Regions from separate parts of the Mus musculus genome. Here all the other regions are linked to region 1. Evidence: chromatin loops called from intact Hi-C (ENCODE). Cell type or tissue: heart. All regions are shown on one strand. Each heading gives the region's core, and the rest is flanking DNA. Links, peaks and the distances in the headings are about the cores only.

Region 1 (5,861 bases), core at 479-5,478:
GCTTACGTGTCTTAGATTTACCTTCAAAATGGCTACCAGATAGTGAGCAACCATGAGCTATGATTAGAAGCTGTTTGCATATGTTACCTCATGTCATGGTGTTGGGTGGGAAGTCACACTGGCCACATTTTACAAGTGCAGGCTAAGGGGGATACCGCACACTTGGGTCAAAGCCCGCCCTCCAGTAAGCAGTGACTGTCTGCCTCCTTTACTGTTGATCCCCCTTTCTGCACTGACCGTTAGGGGTGTCCATGTCAGGCAGGGTTGAGACTGTTAGTGGTCTGGTCTTGGAACAGCAAGCTAATGGTTTCTCTGGTTCCTTCAGGGTTACCATTCTATTTGTGGTAAGAACTCTAATCAGAACAAGCAATTTTTTTTTCTGGGCTTGTGGCATTGCAAAAGTGACTGTCACACAAACTCAAGACTGGGTCAAACTTGATCTCACAACTCCATCTGGAAATATTCTTCTTTTCTTTAAAAACAAAACCCAGCCGTGTATAAGTGTTTTTCTGTATGTCTGGGTACCATGAACATGTCTGGTGCTTGCAGGGGACAGAAAGGGGTACTGGATTCCAGGGAACTGGAATTACACACTGTTGTTAGCCACCACGTGGGTGCTAAGCATCAATCTCCAGGCTCTGGAAGAGCAGCCGGTTCTCTTAACAGTTGAGCCCTTGGAATATTCTTAACACTGACTTTGAAACCATTACAGAAAGTCAGCTACTTACCCCTCAGTGCCTGAGGATCCTGGAGTTCAGAGTTTCTTTTTAGTCATTTATTTTTGAGTCAGGGTCACATTGTATAGACCCTGGCCAGCCTGGAATTCACACTATTAGACCAGGATGGCTCTGAGCTCATAAAAATCCACCTGCTCCTGCCTTCTGAGTATTGGGATTAAAGTTATGTATTACCTCTCTTTCCTGGCTGATGGAGTGTCTTAGTCAGGGTTTGTATTCCTGCACAAAACATCACGACCAAGAAGCAAGTTGGGGAGGAAAGGGTTTACACTTCCACATTGCTGTTCATCACTAAAGGAAGTCAGGACTGGAACTCAAGCAGGTCAGGAAGCAGGAGCTGATGCAGAGGCCATGGAGGGATGTTACTTACTGGCTTTCTTCCCCTGGCTTGCTCAGCTTGCTTTCTTATAGAACCCAGGACTACCAGCCCAGGGATAGCACCACCCACAATGCACCCTCCCACCCTTGATCACTGATTGATAAAATGCCTCATAGCTGGATCTCATGGAGGCATTTCCTCAAGGGAGGCTCCTTTCTCTGTAATAACTCCATCTGTGTCAAGTTGACACATGAAACCAGCCAGTACATGAAATATCTTATTCTCAATTATCTTATCTTTTCTTCCTTCCCATTTTATTGATGCAGGGTCTTTCTACATAGGTCAGGCTAACCTTGGGCCCCTTGTCCTCCTCTGTTGGCTTATTGAGTGCTGAAGTTCTAAGCCTGTGCCACCCTGCCCAGCATTCCTGCCTCATTTTCTCACAGTGATATAACATCTTTTGGTCTGTTTGGCATTTTGTATTCCTCTTACTGTTCAGAAATAGCTGAATAGGATATGGAGGTAGTGTTTGGGACTTGAATGTGGATTTAACATTTAGAAGGAGGCTTGACCAAGGCCACGTGACTAAGGCCACTAGAAGGACACCTGGGGGTGAGAGAGTGGCGGTCGACTTTTGCAAATATTACTGGGGACTCTGGGGTATAAGCTTGGATATTTTAATTTTTTATCTTAAATAATAATAATTTGCCTTGAATTTTTCTCTAGGGCCCTGTGAATTCCTTTGTTTACTAATGGGTTAGATAACCTAGGATATTCAGAAGTACCAAATGTTAGGCATCCCTATCTGTTGATGTTGGGTAAAGTTGACAGACACATTGTTAAACTTTGGCGTGTAAGTGCATGTGTCTTTATGTTTCTATTCATCAAAACAGCATGGTTAGAAATCAGAAACTGTCAGTATAGAGGTTTTTGGAGGGTGTGGTGGGGGTGGAGTGTCAGGGTTTCAGTATGCAGTCTAGCTATGTAGTTTAGGCTAGCCTCAAATTCACAGAATCCTCTTGTGACCACTTCCCACGTGCTGGGGTCAAAGGTTTGCACCCTGACGCTTGTTAGAAGACATTTGCTGCTGCTGCTTCTTCTCAAAGATCCTGCCTATCTTATTACTTCCATTAAAGGCAGATATCCACAGTTGTGAATGACAAGGCTCCTCTAGCAGTTTCTATAGAGTAGATGCATGAGCAGCGGCGAATTATAATACATCCATAAGCAGAATAATAAATGGCTTAGATGCACAAAACTCGGCCACTCTTTGGGGTCGAGGGAGCGTTGCTCACAAGGAATGCAGGGAAAACAGCTGGTAATGAGAACACACAGGGCGACAGTGTTAGCTGCCTCTGAGAAGCCAGGAACTGATGTTGGGGCTCACTACCACTGGGTGTCGCTACAGGCAGCCTGCTAGTCAAGGTTAAACTACAGTCAAGGGAATGCCCAGCTACAAACACCAGAGGAACAAAAGTGTTTCTCTCAACACGGATTAGGAGTTTGAAGCAGAGGGAAGTTTTCGCCATGGATGGAATGAATCTAGAGAGCTAAAGAATCGCAGCTGGAGCAGTTCAACCGTAGGGGCCACCCTACCAGCTCAGTGAAGTAAGAGCGCAGGGAGAAAGTTCAGTTGGATTGCTAACAGCACTACACGAATGCTTTGTAGGATTTCGATTCACGTGGCCTAATTACTCTCTTGGAACGTCATACCCTGTTACATTAAAGGCCACACACCTTTTACTCTGTCCTCTCGGTGTCTGTAGCATATGTGGTAGGAGACCCTAGAGGAAATGGTGGGATTACTTCAATTGGCTTTGGTTCTTAGCTTTGGCTCCAATGCCACCCTGCCTTGGGCACCTGTTCGACATTTTTTGCCTTATCAGTCCCTGTATTTGACTTATTTAAGTATCCAGATCTCTTCTTCTCACCTCTCGATGATCTGCTTGGAACTCTGGGGCCAGGGGTTGCGGGTGGGGGATAGACTGGGGCCAGGGGAACGCAGAAGCAGCTGGCCGATAGGAAGGTGGTCACTTCCTGTCTTCTCCCCTCACACCTCCTGCTGAGGGGCAGGCTCTGTAGCAGGATTCTCAGCGGGGCTGGCTGCCACTGCTCCCTGGATATCCTGGGTTCTCACCCACAGCATCGGTACTGGCTCCCAGTAATTTAGTGAATTACCTTTTCTCTGGTGTGTAGAGCAAGTCACCATCTTTCCCATGAAAGTATTTTGTTCTGAGAATATAAATACAAAGCAAGGAAGATGACTTCTGCTGATTAAAAAAACACTGCTCCTAGTTTTTGAAGCTCTCAGAAACAATTAAAGGAAAATCCTGGTGTTCTCCTACTTTGACCAAGTGACATCAGGTTTTTTGTTGTTGTTGTTTCTTCATTTGTATGTTTATTTTTTAATTATAAGTAGGTTTCACTGTTAGATACAATATTCCTGTCTCTCTCTCACACATAAAAACACAGTTACCTATTGCTGTGAACAATGGCTACAAAACTTAGTCCTTTTATTTGCTTATTTTTCACTAAAATTTTGTATATAGGTGTTTTGCTTGCATGTATGTCGGTGCATCGTGTGTGTGTGCTGTGTCCTTGGAGGTAGGCGTCTCTGGAACTGGAATTACAGATGGCTCTGAGCCCCCATGCTGTGCTGGAGACCCAACCAGGGTCCTCTGGAGGAGCAGCCAGTTCTCCTAACCTTTGAGCCATCTCTACAGTCCGTGAAGTTAGTGCTTTTAACTGACAAGCATGTGACATCACCGTTTCTGTGGGCTGCAGGGTCTGTGTGCAGTTGGCCAGAACCTGGCTCAGACTCTTAGCCTCAGGGCTCGGAGGAATCCTCTGGGGTGAGGACATCCCAGCACTCTTTTTATTTATTTTTATTTATTTTTATTTATTTTTATTTATTTTATTTTTATTTTTTATTTATTTTTATCCCAGCACTCTTTGTGATACGGTCCTATATCCATAGAGCAGCTTTCAGCTGGCCAGCCCCAGCAGTCAGACACCAACCTTAGCCTCAGACAGGTTCCAGAAGGGGAGATAAGGAACAGGCAGAGGGGAATAATGGATGAATGAGGCAGAGACTGTGGCTGGTGGAGCTTGGATCTCTGACTGACTAGTAACCAGGATGTTCCTTTATCTAAACAGATTCCACAGGAGACAAAAACCCATGATTTCAAGAGAAATACAGATCAAATCATTTTGTCTTTGGACAAGTGTTACAAGCACAGAGAGAATAGTATTAGCAATCTCAAATCAGTTTAGACTACCTGAGCATTTATAACATATGACATTGTATTCTTCAGGAGAGTGAAACACTAAACAGACAGAAAAGGATCCGAGCCAGTCTAGGTGAGTTTCCAAGGCTTGGCCATAGGGATTGGAGGACAGCTTTGTGATGCAGCCTGGCTTAAAAGTTTGAAAGCTCTTCCAGTACTCTCTCTCTCTCTCTCTCTCTCTCTCTCTCTCTCTCTGTGTGTGTGTGTGTGTGTTAAAAGACCTCACTGTAACTTAATATGAGCCAGTCTCCTCATAATTATCAAATTCTTATGTTCCTTTTATATTATTTTTGTATCAGCTTTATTATCAAGGTTGTTTTAGGCAAACTAATTCTGTTATTAAGTTTTGATATTCTGGGGGCTATGTCCTGTAGATTATACATAGGAGGAAGTCTGTCATCTGAGCTGTTGACAAATCTCTTGTTTTTGAGCTTGCTTAGGAGCAGGGGTGCCAAGAGAACTCTGAGGCGATCCAACTTTGTTGTGCTTTTCCTAATCTCTATGGCAAGGAAAGGACAGATAAGGTTACTTCTTTGATAGCAGAAATATATATATATATATATATACATATATATATGTATATATATATATATATATATATATATATATATATATATATATATATGGCAAGGAAAGGACAGATAAGGTTACTTCTTTGATAGCAGAAATATATATATATATATATATATATATATATATATATATATATATATATATATATATATGGCAAGGAAAGGACAGATAAGGTTACTTCTTTGATAGCAGAAATATATATATATACATATATATATATATATATATGTATATATATGTGTGTGTGTATATCCCCCCCCCCCCCGGGAAAAAGGATAATTGAATCATAAAAGTCCCCCACAAATGCAACTTGTAGAGATCAGAAACCCAGGGCGAAAGCCAGCATCGTGGTTGGAGACAGCACTGGGCTCAGCTTTGCCGGACTGACTGACTGACTTTGTCAGACAGCTGTGCTGGCCTCATGGCTCTCCCTGTTTCTCACTAGTCACGATTGTGCCAACATGGAGGCTGGCTTTCCTCCCAGTGAGTGAGCCAACCACAGAACGGCAGAATGCACCAGGACAGAAGCGAAGTCTTTGTAACCTCTTCTGGAAGGCATTGTGTTTCCCTCGCTAAGCTCTGTTCAGCAGGAAAGGCTGCATTCAAAGGGAGGCAGCCACACGAGCCTGTGAATGGCTGCAGGCCATCTTGGAATTAGTTGTCTAACAGGAGATGGAGACTCTGTGGGCTTTTGAATATGATTACTGTTGTGCTCAGATTATTGGAATTCAGTCTCGCCTTTTTTGTAGCATAAGCAGTTGATGTGAACAATAACTTTTTCTTGTTGAGCAGATTATTGAACTTGTTACAGAACCCACTGAGGGTTTTAGGAGGGCACAGCGCTTTGAGCGGCATCTTGGATGAGTTTCTAATAGTACGATGTTTACAATGGCGACGGTTTGGCCTGTATCTACTTGCTTCCTTTCCAGAGAGGTTGTGTTACTT
Region 2 (5,861 bases), core at 581-5,580, 650 kb after region 1:
CTTTCCTCAAAAGTAGCTATCTTTGTAGTTACTGTAATGGGGAATGGGTTGGTAAATTGATCGGTTTTTTTTTCTATTGAGAATTTAGTATCTGGTATTGGGGAGGGGGTGTCAAAAAAGAAAATAGACCGGAGAGAGACAGACAGAGACACAGCGAAAGACAGAGAAGGACACACAGGGACAGAGAGACAGAGAAAGACAGAGAGATAGACAAAGAGAAAGACAGAGACACAGAGAAAGACAGAGAAAGTGGGGAAGGGGGAGGAGAGAGAGAGAGAGAGAGAGAGAGTCAACTCCAACTTAACTGTGCTCCGTAGTTACAAAGCTGGTTTTGAAATGAAGACATCTCATCCGTTGAGTCTCTGTCATTCATAATTCATAATTTAAATAGTATGATTCCCAATTCTAACAATAAAAAATGATGGGGACTGTGTACCTCGATCCTTAAGGGGTGTCTAAATTCTTCAGCGGCAGCGGCAATGGCAGCTTGTTTTCCGACTCATCCCACCCGCCTCTGAAGAAAGGCGGGTGCCTCTAGCCAGGTGCTGTCCGGGATCTGCCCCCAGGATCCCAGGAGTGTGAGCTGCTGGGCTCAGTCGGGAAGAGGTCACCCTGCCCTCCACTCTTCGGCCCGGGGTTCCAGGCGAGCTGCAGTGGGTGTGGCAGGGCCTGCCTGCCTTGTGGGCCCAGGGTTTGCTGCTTTCAAACCCTCTTGGGGCTCCTGATTGTTTTTCCTTGGGGACCTCCTAACTCTTGCGCACACTTCCTAATAAAGCCGGGGCCCTTCCAAACAAGGAGCAGAGGAAGAAACCGACCGGCTCATCTCAACACCACGCTTCTATATGTATACAGCTATATATTGGAGAGGGCAAGGCTCTACTTGAAAGCGATTGATTTGCATTTTAATTAAAAATAAATGAAAGCTGTTGGGCAAATCGGAGGTTGCAGGAGGGGGTCACAGGGAGAGGTGTGGAAGGTGGATCCACCTCTTGGATTTTGAGCCTATGGGGGAGCGGTGAGCGGGTGCTCAGGTTCCCTTGCAGCCTGCTCCCGGAATCTGCAGCTTGAGGGATCCACTAGGCTCCGTACTCTCCCTTGACCTTTGAAGCAGCGCGCAGCGCTCCACGCGCAATAGATACTTCTGCTTTAAGAGAAAGGAACTGTCATTAAATCCAGGGTGACACAGGATGAATGCGAATGAAACCTTAGCTAACTGTATTTAGGCTCGCAAAGATGCCAACGGTTCTGCTCCGAATATATTAGTGTGGAGGTGCTCAAGGGTGCTGTAGAAAGGCCATTGCTACAAAAAAGGAGGGAGGGGATTATGTGTGTTTACAGCAAACCAAACAACAATAAAGCCCCCACACACTAAACAACAAAAAGTCTCTTCTGAACTTGCTTTGTCGAACCCTCTAGAAGATTTTAACCACTTCATTTCGCCGAGCATTGGGACCTATTCGGGCTGAATAAAAGAAAGATTAGTTTTAAGTCAGTGTTAACAAAGTGAGTCGAGCTAGTTGCTACACAGAAATACAAGGAAGACCCAAGAAGGTCCCCCAAGATGGCCTAGCCTGGTCTCCGGAGCAGACAGGGGGAGAAAAAAATCACGCGTGGATCTCTTTGCTGCGGCTAAGTGTTGTGATGTGAGAACCGGACCTGAACCGAAGTTCTGCCAAAGGTGAAGAAGACGATTAGGAAAAGAACTAGACTGGGGTCAACTCATGCTCCACAGGGCAACAAAGGCCCTTGGGGACTTTCCATTCCGTGCTCGCCTGTGAGGAACTGCCAGCAGATGCACGGTGGGTTCTTCTACCAAAAAAAAAAAAAAACCCAGACCCCTCTCCAGAATTTGCCTCAGCCTCCCTGGGGACAACTCCCCCCACCCCCCAAGCCCAGCAAAACAGCAACAGCAGGCGTAACCAGAACTGGGGTGCCTCACGGAGGATTTCAGAAGACCCCAGAAGGTTGGGAAAGGGCAAACACAAAATGTCTAGAAGTGTCTGCGACAGAGTAGGTTTACATAGGACTGCAAATACATCGCTTTTTGAACAAAAATTACCCCTCTCCCTGTCCCCCCCCCCCCGACCTATTTGCAACCCTTGGTATGCAATCTTGGTTTGAAATATATATTCTGGAATGTGGCAACAGGTGGAGAATCATATGCTTGAAAAAAAATAAACGTCTATTGGTTTCCAGAGTTAACTCACTGAAAAAACGCTAGGCCAGTCTGATGCCTCAGATTTGATCTGATGTGAACAGCTATGATATATATATAAGGATGAGCAACGAGCATGCTTTTTTGATAGACTCCATAAACCGGTTTCTCCCGTGGGAATGCGCGCCTGAGTGGGTGGGTGGTGGTCCTTGCCGCCGTCTCCCGGTGCAGTTTCTTATTCTTTCCTACAGAAGGGGGGGGGGGGAGTTATTTATTCCCTAAATCACTGGGCCTACGCGCTCTTGTGAAATCCTGTGCACTTATCGCCCTCTTGTGGAATAACACATTCTTAGCATTTCTCTGACGCCTAAGGAAGAACCGGAGGTTTCAATGGCATAGGTCGCCTGTGCATAACCCTCGTGGTATTTGTTGGCATTTGCTTAATTTCTATCTGATCTGCCAAATATATAGCGTGAAGGGTGAATCTTTTAGCTCTTGCTTTAATTCAGGTACCAATCGAAAATAAGCTATTTAGTTAGTTCGTGTTTCGGGATAGAGTTTCTTTGTGTAGCGTTAGCTGTCCTGGAACAATCAGCAATGAGTATGTATGTATGTATGTATGTATGTATGTATGTATGTATGTATGTAGTACGTATTTGGGTTTTTGAAACAGGGTTCCTCTGTGTAGTTCTGGCTGTCCTGAAACTCACTCTGTAGACCAGGCTGATCTCGAACTCAGAAATCTACCTGCCCCTGCCTCCCCAGCACTGGAATTAAAGGTGTGCACTTTGGAGAGTATATCTTATAAACATCATCTGTCAGTATAAAAGCTGATGGCCAGTGAGCTGAGGCAGGAAATAGGAGGTGGGAAACTGGCAGGAAGAGAGAGGATTCTGGGAAATAGTAAGAGATAAAAGAGTCTAGAGACAGACCAAGAAGACAGAGTAAACCAACAGGAAGACACTAAGGAAGAAGCAGGCCAGAACTGAAGGAGAGATAACTAACTACATGGTAGACATAGACTAGTTTAAATGGGTTAAATAAGTTATGAACTAGTCAGGGAATGAGCAAAACCAACAAGAACAACAAAAAAACAAAACCAACCAACCAAAAAAATCAACAACAGAAAACTCAAGAGAGAGCAGAGGTTTAGTTAATAGAGGAGCAGATATAAGACGGAGATGCTTTATAAGCAAAAGCAATTTGCCTCGAGATGACTTGTCTGTCAAGGCTCCTTCCTCGATCTTCTCATTTACCATCCACCCCTTCCAGTAGTCACTTCTCCTTAAACAGACCATGCAGTGACAGAACCAGCAGCTAGGAAGTGCTCAGTGCTCTAAGTACTTGACAGCTCTCATTCAGCTCTGCCAACCAGGCAACAAAAGCATCCCACTATGCAATCAGGTTGCAGAACAATACATTTAAGAATTCTGCTGTAGATGGATAAGTAAGAAGTTAGGGATTTTTATACACACACACCTCTCAATCTGGCTGCAAAGCCATCCATAATTTTAATTGGCATATTATACTGCTCTTCTGTAATAGAAGAAAAAGAGAGAAAAAAGAAGGAGAAGGAGGAGGGGGCGAGGAGAACGGAGAGGAGGAGGACAGGTTGAAATGTATGTGAAAGCATGGGGCTGGTGATGTAGCTTAAAGGTAGAATATTTACCCAGCATGCCGCTCAAAGGCCTGGGTTCCATGCACAGCTCAGGAAAAAATAGAAAGAAAGAAAGAAAGAAAGAAAGAAAGAAAGAAAGAAAGAAAGAAAGAAAGAAAGAAAGAAAGAAAGAAAGAAAGTGGCCATCACTGGAAAGAGAGGCCCATTGGACTTGCAAACTTTATATGCCCCAGTACAGGGGAATACCAGGGCCAAAAAGGGGGAGTGGGTGGGCAGGGGAGTGGGGGTGGGTGGATATGGGGGACTTTTGGTATAGCATTGGAAATGTAAATGAGTTAAATACCTAATAAAAAATGGAAAAAAAAATAAAAAAATAAATAAAAAAAAGAAAAAAAAAAAGAAAGAAAGAAAGAAGGGAGGGAGGGAGGGAGGGAAGGGGGAGGGAGGGAGGGAGGGAGGGAGGGAAGGAAGGAAGGAAGGAAGGAAGGAAGGAAGGAAGGAAGGAAGGAAGGAAGGAAGGAAAAAGACAGGGGGGAAGCACATAATAGCAGCTTGAATACTGCAAATCGGCAAGTGACTCTACCTTTTCATTACAGCAAAAACATAATTCACCATGTCTTGGGCAGGAAAAATATTTTTGGACCATATCAAATAAAAATTTAGTCTCTGGGGGCTGGAGAGATGGATCAGCAGGTAGGAGAACTGACTGCTCCTCCAGAAGTCCTGAGTTCAATTCCCAGCAACCACATGGTAGCTCACAACCATCTGTAATGGAATCCAATGTCCTAGTGTCTAAAGACAGTGACAGTGTGCCCACATACAAAAAATAAATAAAATAAATCTTTTTTTTAAAGAAGAAAGAATTTAGTCTCTGAAAATAAATGATCTTGGCTTATAAACAAGTCAAATATCTAAGTTTCAAAGAGATTTTATTTTTTTTTTTGTTATTTGTTTAAGTCAGACCACTTTTTGTTTCTGGTTCTGTTTCTGTTTCTCTTTCTGTGGTCCGGGGTATTTTGTCCCAGGCTTTATGCTTGCTAGGCCCAGGCTTTCAAGAGATCTATTTTTTTAAATATTTTTATTAGGTATTTTCCTCATTTACATTTCCAATGCTATCCCAAAAGTCCCCCTACCCTCCCCTCCCCACTCCCCTTCCCCCCCACTCACACTTTTTGGCCCTGGCATTCCCCTGTACTGGGGCATATAAAGTTTGCAAGTCCAATGGGCCTCTCTTTCCAGTGATGACCGACTAGGCTATCTTTGATACGTATGAAGCTAGAGTCAAGAGTTCCGGGATACTGGTTAGTTCATAATGTTGTTGCACCTATAGGGTTGCAGATCCCTTTAGCTCCTTGAGTATTTTCTCTAGCTCCTCTATTGGAGGCCCTGTGATCCATCCAATAGCTGACTGTGAGCATCCACTTATGTGTTTCCTAGACCCTGGCGTAGTCTCACAAGAGACAGCTATATCAGGGTCCTGTCAGCAAAATCTTGCTAAGTGTATGCAATGGTGTCAGAGTTTGGAGGCTGATTATGGGATGGATCCCTGGATATGGCAGTCTCTAGATGGTCCGTCCTTTGGTCTCAGCTCCAAACTTTGTCTCTGTAACTCCTTCCATGGGTGTTTTGTTCCCAATTCTAAGAAGGGGCAAAGTGTCCACACTTTGGTCTTCGTTCTTCTTGAGTTTTATGTGTTTTGCAAATTTTAACTTATATCTTGGGTATTCTAAGTTTCTGGGCTAATATCCACTTATCAGTAAGTACATATCATTTGAGTTCTTTTGTGATTGGGTTACCTCACTCAGGATAATGCCCTCCAGGTCCAATCATTTGCCTAGGAATTTCATAAATTCATTCTTTTTAATAGCTGAGTAGTACTCCATTGTGTAAAGGTACCACATTTTTTGTATCCATTCCTCTGTTGAGGGGCATCTGGGTTCTTTCCAGCTTCTGGCTATTATAAATAAGGCTGCTATGAACATAGTGGAGCATGTTTCTTTCTTACTACTTGGAACATCTTCTGGATATATGCCCAGGAGAGGTATTGCGGGATCCTCCAGTAGTACCGTGTCCAATTTTCTGAGAAAC
Region 3 (5,861 bases), core at 486-5,485, 630 kb after region 1:
GTGTAGCAATAGCAGAGAACGACCTTGACCCACTGAGGGTCAGTTCAAATGTGCGGACTTTTCTGGCCCTTGAGAGGAGTGAAGGGAGGCATTCTCTGCACGATCTGGAACTCTGATATCGGTTTCTGCTTCCTCTGCTAGCAGGTGCTGCCTCCCTCTAGGTAAGGGCATCGCCCTAAGTAAGGAGTCCTGCATGTCCTTACCAACACCCTGTGGACCCCACCTTCTCAGTCCGGAATCCCTTAGAGGGAGTCCAGCTTCCAAACCCACCCTACACAGGAGTGCTTGCCCTGCTGTTTGCTTTTCAGAGTTGAATTCACTAAGGCACCATGAGCATAAGGAAGCGCAGAGGCAGAAAGGACTTGAGCCTAAGGAAGATGTCAGGTCCTCTTTCTGGGCAGATGGGGATAACAGGAACAGCTCCATGGGTTGGTTGGTTGGTTGGTTTTTCTACCTTCCCTTGCCATGTATTTCAGATTACTTCTGGTTGTATGTGTTTCTTTTGTCTAAAGTCAAAGGGGGCAATAGCCCCCCAATTTGGCACATTTTCTTTCCCAGTCCTATACCAGAAGAATCTTCTAGAGCTGTGGCTTCCCACTGGATGCCACAGAGCCTTCTCAGCTCTCTGTTCCCTGGAAGAAGAGTCTCCAAGAGATCCAGCATCTATCCCCAGGCCTCCAGAGAGACTATGTTGGCAATAACTTGACTGTTTTGTTTTGTTTTGTTTGTTGGGGTTTTTTTGAGATTTATTCATTTATTTTATATATGTGAGTACACTGTCACTGTCTTCAGACACACCAGAAGAGGGCATCAGATCCTAGGATCGATGGTTATAAGCCACCATGTGGTTGCTGAGAATTGAACTTAGGACCTCTGGAAGAGCACTCTTAATCACTGAGCCATCTCTCCAGTCCCTTGACTGCTATTTATAAATATAACAAACTGTAGAAAAGATTCCAATAGCCTGAAAATTACTTCCTTTCCAGGGTGGGAGGAATGAGAGCTATATTAAAGAGCTATATTTATTTCACTTTCTTTAAAGCCTTTGAGAGAATTCAACATTCCTTATGGCTTCTTTTTATCCCTGTGTGGGGTGTGTGTGTGTGTGTGTGTGTGTGTGTGTGTGTGTGTGTGTTTCCTAGATTCAGTCTCCAGCTGGAGGCAGGGGGTGAGAAGTTCAAGGCTAACTATCCTCATAGCAAGTTTGAGACCAAGCTGAGTTACATGAGACCCACACAACAGTGTACAAGCATATATAAGGTTTCTGTTTTCCAAGGGGTACCTGATGTTACAGTGTCATCCAAAATACTATCCACTGTAGTCTTTCTAGTCTATCTGAGGCACATTTGTGTCCCTGGTGAGATAACACACAGGTAAACTGAATAAGTAAAAATAAAAACATGTCCATCTGGAAGCAATCAAACTCCTTTCATGGGGTATATGAGTCCTTGGTTGTTGATCACCTTAAGTATGCTGAAAGCAAGAGCCCTGAGTGTGTCCACTTCTGTCTTGCAGTCTGTCCAACGGAGGATCACAACTGTGTGCTGATTTCATACTTACCTCTCTACACCCCTTTTTTTCATTATAATCGTCTTTGTCAGACTCCCTGGGCAACTGCTCCTTACCCCTGAAGAGATGAAGGCAAGTCTTTGCCTGTAGCCCACCTGCATTTGCTCTTCTCATGGTCCTTGACTTCTCTCTGCTTGTTCTGTTGGGAGAGAAGTGTAAATAGAGCTAGACATAATGGCGCTTGCTGGTGATCTCACCCCCTTGGGAGGCTGAGGCAGAAGAAGCCTGAGGCTCAGTCTTGCTTGGGCCACATTGCAAGAATGTGTCATGAGTAAATGTATTGATTTGTTTTTTTTTTTAATTTTACACTTAAAAAAAAACAAATTATAAAGAAAAACAGATCAATAAGAGCCTTCTGCTAAGCAACTTTGGTAACCAATGAGTTAACATTTATACAGAGTGAGGAAGCATCTATAGGGTCTTCTGTTGTTAATATTTGGTTCTGCTCACATCTAGGTCTTCTGTCTTCCTAGGCCTTTGCTGCTCCCTCCCTCATGCCTTCTCAGGAGGCCACAGCAACTTCAGCACAAGCCCCACTCCCTCTCACCTCGTTGACACTCATACCCTAGAAAGACCCATAGCCCTGGTTACCAAAGGTAAGGTAAGAGAGCCCCAACTCAGAAGTCAGACTAATTTCAGAGAGAGAGAGAGACAGAAAGACAGAGAGATACAGAGACACAGAGCCAAAGACAGCGATTCCCAGCATCTAACCAAGCAAAGGAAAATGGAATTATGTCTTTACTTATGGTGAGAACAAATACAAACCCACACAGCCAGTCTGTTGCTTTCTAGCCTGAGATCTCATGATGGAAATAAGGTATCCTACACGTAGCCAAACTGCATACAATGCTGCAGCAAGTCGTGTAGTTGAGTTCTGCAACGTTGTGAAGCTGCTTTTATATGAGGATACGTGGACAAAGAAAAAAAGGGGAGTGGTCACTGACTTTTCTGGATTAAGTTCCAGGGTTGGAGGGATGGTGAAGAAGGTAAGAACACTTGCTGCTCTAGCAAAGGGCCCGGTTTGGTTCCCAGCACCCACATCAGGTGGCCCACAACCCACTCCAGTTCCAGAGGATCTGATGCCATCTTGTGGCCTTCATACACCTACACATACATACACTCACGTTCACACACATATCCATAAAAGAAATAAATTTTTTCTTTTTTTTTTTTTACCCCAAAAGTGGAGAAATGGAAATAAAGGTCCCCAGGGCTCAAATGTTGCTCTAGTGACACTAAGCCACACCTGCTTTTTACCCTGAGTGTCATCCTGCAGTGTGTTCAACCAGCTTGAAGTGGTCATGAGGCCCAGGGTCTTCTCTTAAAACACAAAGATAAATCTGTTACTTAGTTATCTGTGCTATATATATATATATATAAAAATCCCCCAAAGCTAATGGATTAAAACAATAAACCTTCATTATCTGTCTGTAGGTCAGGAATCCAGGAAAGCTGGTGATTCAGACTCAGGAGCTCAAGGATGGTTGCCATCAAGATGTTGAGTGTCCCTGAGCTGGAGGGTCTGCCTCCAGGCTCCACCCACACTCCTTGATAATTAGATCAAGACTTAGCTCTGGGCTGCAGCCATAACTCAGCTGGCAGAGAATGTCAGGCAGAAAGCCCTGGGTTTGATTCTCAGCACTGAATAACCCAATGTGTGATGCTGAGCTATATTCCCAGCACTAGGAAGCAAAGGCAGAAGATGCAGGCTAAACTACATGAAGTCCTGGCATAAGCCTTCCCACTTCTGACCTTGTGGACCTCGCAATAGAGTTGCCTGATTAAGAACAGAGACTACCCCACCCGGGGATCCATCCCATAATCAGCCACCAAACCCAGACACTATTGCATATGCCAGCAAGATTTTGCTGAAAGGACCCTGATATAGTTGTCTCATGTGAGGCTATGCCAGTGCCTGGCAAATACAGAAGTGGATGCTCACAGTCATCTATTGGATGGAATACAGGGTCCCCAATGGAGGAGCTAGAGAAAGTACCCAAGGAGCTGAAGGGGTCTGCAACCCTATAGGTGGAACAACAATATGAACTAAACAGTACCCCCCAGAACTCATGTCTCTAGCTGCATATGTAGCAGAAGATGGCCTAATTGGCCATCTTTGGGAAGAGAGGCCTCTTGGTCTTGCAAACTTTATATGTCCCAGTACAGGGAAACACCAGGGCCAATAAGTGGGAGTGGATGGGTAGGGGAGCAGGGCTGGGGGAGGGTATAGGGGACTTTCGGGATAGCATTTGAAATGTAAATGAAGAAAATATCTAATAAAAAAATAAACTTAAAAAAAAAAAGAAAAAAAAAAGAGCAAGAGGCCACCGACTTCCCCAGGACAGGGATCAAAGGGAGAGAACAGAACGAGCTGTACCCTTCAGTCACTGGAAACCCTCATCCAGGACCAGGGGGACTAGGCTCTGCTTTTTCAAGGAAGGACTAATCCAGAGGGTTTTTTTAGGGGGGGGGGAATACTCTTAGGACACCTCAGCTAGCTGCCCTTTAAATTTCACATGAGGGAAAACAAAACCTTGCCCTCAAAACTGTCTTCTCTTCCATGTCATGATTTTTTCCTGGACCGAGTAACTCTCTTGCCTTGGAGCTAAAAGTAACCTTGGATGAGACCGTTCCTGGGTGATGGCAGCTGCTTCTGATGATGAATGATCGACCTCCTAACCTTGTGTCGAGCTCTGTTCTGCAAACCTCACGTGAACTGATATGCTCCATTTTCCCAACAACTCTGAGAGGGCAATCAGCATCCCCATTGTACAGTCAAGAACACTGAGGCATGGGCGGGGGTGGGGGGCTACCATTTAAACAGTACTGTACAGCCAATCAGAGTTAGAAGATTTAGCCCAAGCCTGGTTTTCATACACTGTATGATCTTGTGATTGTGGCCAATATAAAAAATTTCTCCAGCGCACTCATTCTCTTGAGATCATAGGATTTGGAGAGAAAAAGTTAACAAGTCCTCGTGGAGCAAGTGAATGTCATAGGGAGGAAGATGCTTCTCTGGGGGAGAGTGGGCTCACAAAATTATTTTCAAGAGCTTAACCATACTGCCAAGTACAGAGGCCAAAGCTGCAATTGGCTATTGGAGAGAAGACTGTAACTGCACCATTGTGAGGGTCCATTAGAGGAATGGGTCTCCTCACAGGCCCCTGTATGCTTGAAGATGACTGTGCACTACGCACTGTGCACTGCGTCTACACGCGGTGGTAATAGCTAAGTGACTGAGAGCTCTTCCAGATACCTTAACTTTCTCTGTGTACTGTGAGAAAATTTGTCCCCTGAAACCTGACTTTTTTTTTCATAATTTATGTACCCTGACCAAACACAAATCTGTGCACAGAGAGGAAAGGAAGCTGCTCACTGGCTTCCTTCCTGAATTTTAAGTATCTGCCAAATAGTATAACAATGCCTCAACGTTTCTTTTGGCTGCCCCCGAGGAAGAGGAAGGCAGTAGCATTATAGAAGCACTAGGAATCCTGTATATGATAGAGTCTGTAGCAATAATATACACCTACTACATTGCATGGTAGAAACCCACTCCCTCCAATGAAGAAGGACTCTGTCTTTGAATGTATCCCCATCTGAACCAGCCCTTATTATTCAAAACAGACACTGTGGCTATAAAAGAGGCTCTACTTCAGGTTGGCTTCAGTAGATACCGAACACATTGAGTGTTTGCTTCAGGAGCCTCAGAACAAATGATGTACATCAAAGACAGCTCATCTTCCAGTCACTGGGGTTGGATGGGAAAGGAAGATCAGAGGATGAACTTAGGCACCAAGATTGATTCTCCAGTTTGTGGCACTCCAAGCCAGTATCAGGGAAATGCCACCTGATCCTTCAGCCAGTCATGCTGGTCACACCTCCCTTCTCTCCATTAACTTTCTACTAATAAATTAATGGAGGGGGGATGTCACTGTGTTCCAAGAAGGTCTAGTTGGATGTAGTGGCCTGGGGCCACAATCCCAGCACTTATGAGGAAGAACAGGAGAATCTCCAGTTTGAGTCCAGCAGGAAAGGAAGGAAAGAAAGGGGAGGGGGAACTAGAAAAAAGAGAAGAAGGGAAATGGGGAGGAAAGCAAAAGAAAGAAATGAGACACAGAAGAGAAGGAGATATGGAGGGACAAGGGGAGGCAGAGGGGAAAGGGGGTGGAAAGAGGGGGGAAGGGAAGACAAGCATTTTACCAGGGAGGATGCACTGCCCCCTGAAGGAAGATGAAAAGAGGGGGACAGCAGGGGAGAAGGAAAGACACACTGCCCCCTGAAGTAGCCTACTA

Evidence for each region. A loop is a pair of places that touch in the nucleus more often than their neighbours do. Peaks named below come from ENCODE experiments on the same cell type or tissue, not always from the same donor. Only the 100,000 strongest peaks of a DNase experiment are listed, where the experiment ranks them.
Region 2: it touches region 1 in a loop (17-fold over the local background); 21 of 42 quality-filtered maps call a loop at or near these places.
Region 3: it touches region 1 in a loop (5-fold over the local background); 19 of 42 quality-filtered maps call a loop at or near these places.

Annotation. Positions count from the first base shown.
Region 1 is chr5:101,018,531-101,024,391 of GRCm38, forward strand. No RefSeq gene overlaps it. Among named protein-coding and RNA genes, the nearest start is that of n-TDgtc1, 29 kb to the left of the region's middle. In heart, for the core only: a CTCF peak has its summit at 2,449; no DNase peak of the experiment used is centred there; H3K4me3 peaks cover 419 bases; H3K27ac peaks cover 466 bases.
Region 2 is chr5:101,667,165-101,673,025 of GRCm38, forward strand. No RefSeq gene overlaps it. Among named protein-coding and RNA genes, the nearest start is that of Nkx6-1, 5.4 kb to the left of the region's middle. In heart, for the core only: a CTCF peak has its summit at 2,510 (motif pointing left); no DNase peak of the experiment used is centred there; H3K27me3 peaks cover 2,624 bases.
Region 3 is chr5:101,649,078-101,654,938 of GRCm38, forward strand. It overlaps Gm42132 (a long non-coding RNA gene), which reads right to left. Exons shown (of 2, transcript XR_880487.2): 2 at 1,217-1,708. Among named protein-coding and RNA genes, the nearest start is that of Gm42132, 3.3 kb to the right of the region's middle. In heart, for the core only: no CTCF peak of the experiment used is centred there; no DNase peak of the experiment used is centred there; H3K27me3 peaks cover 3,823 bases.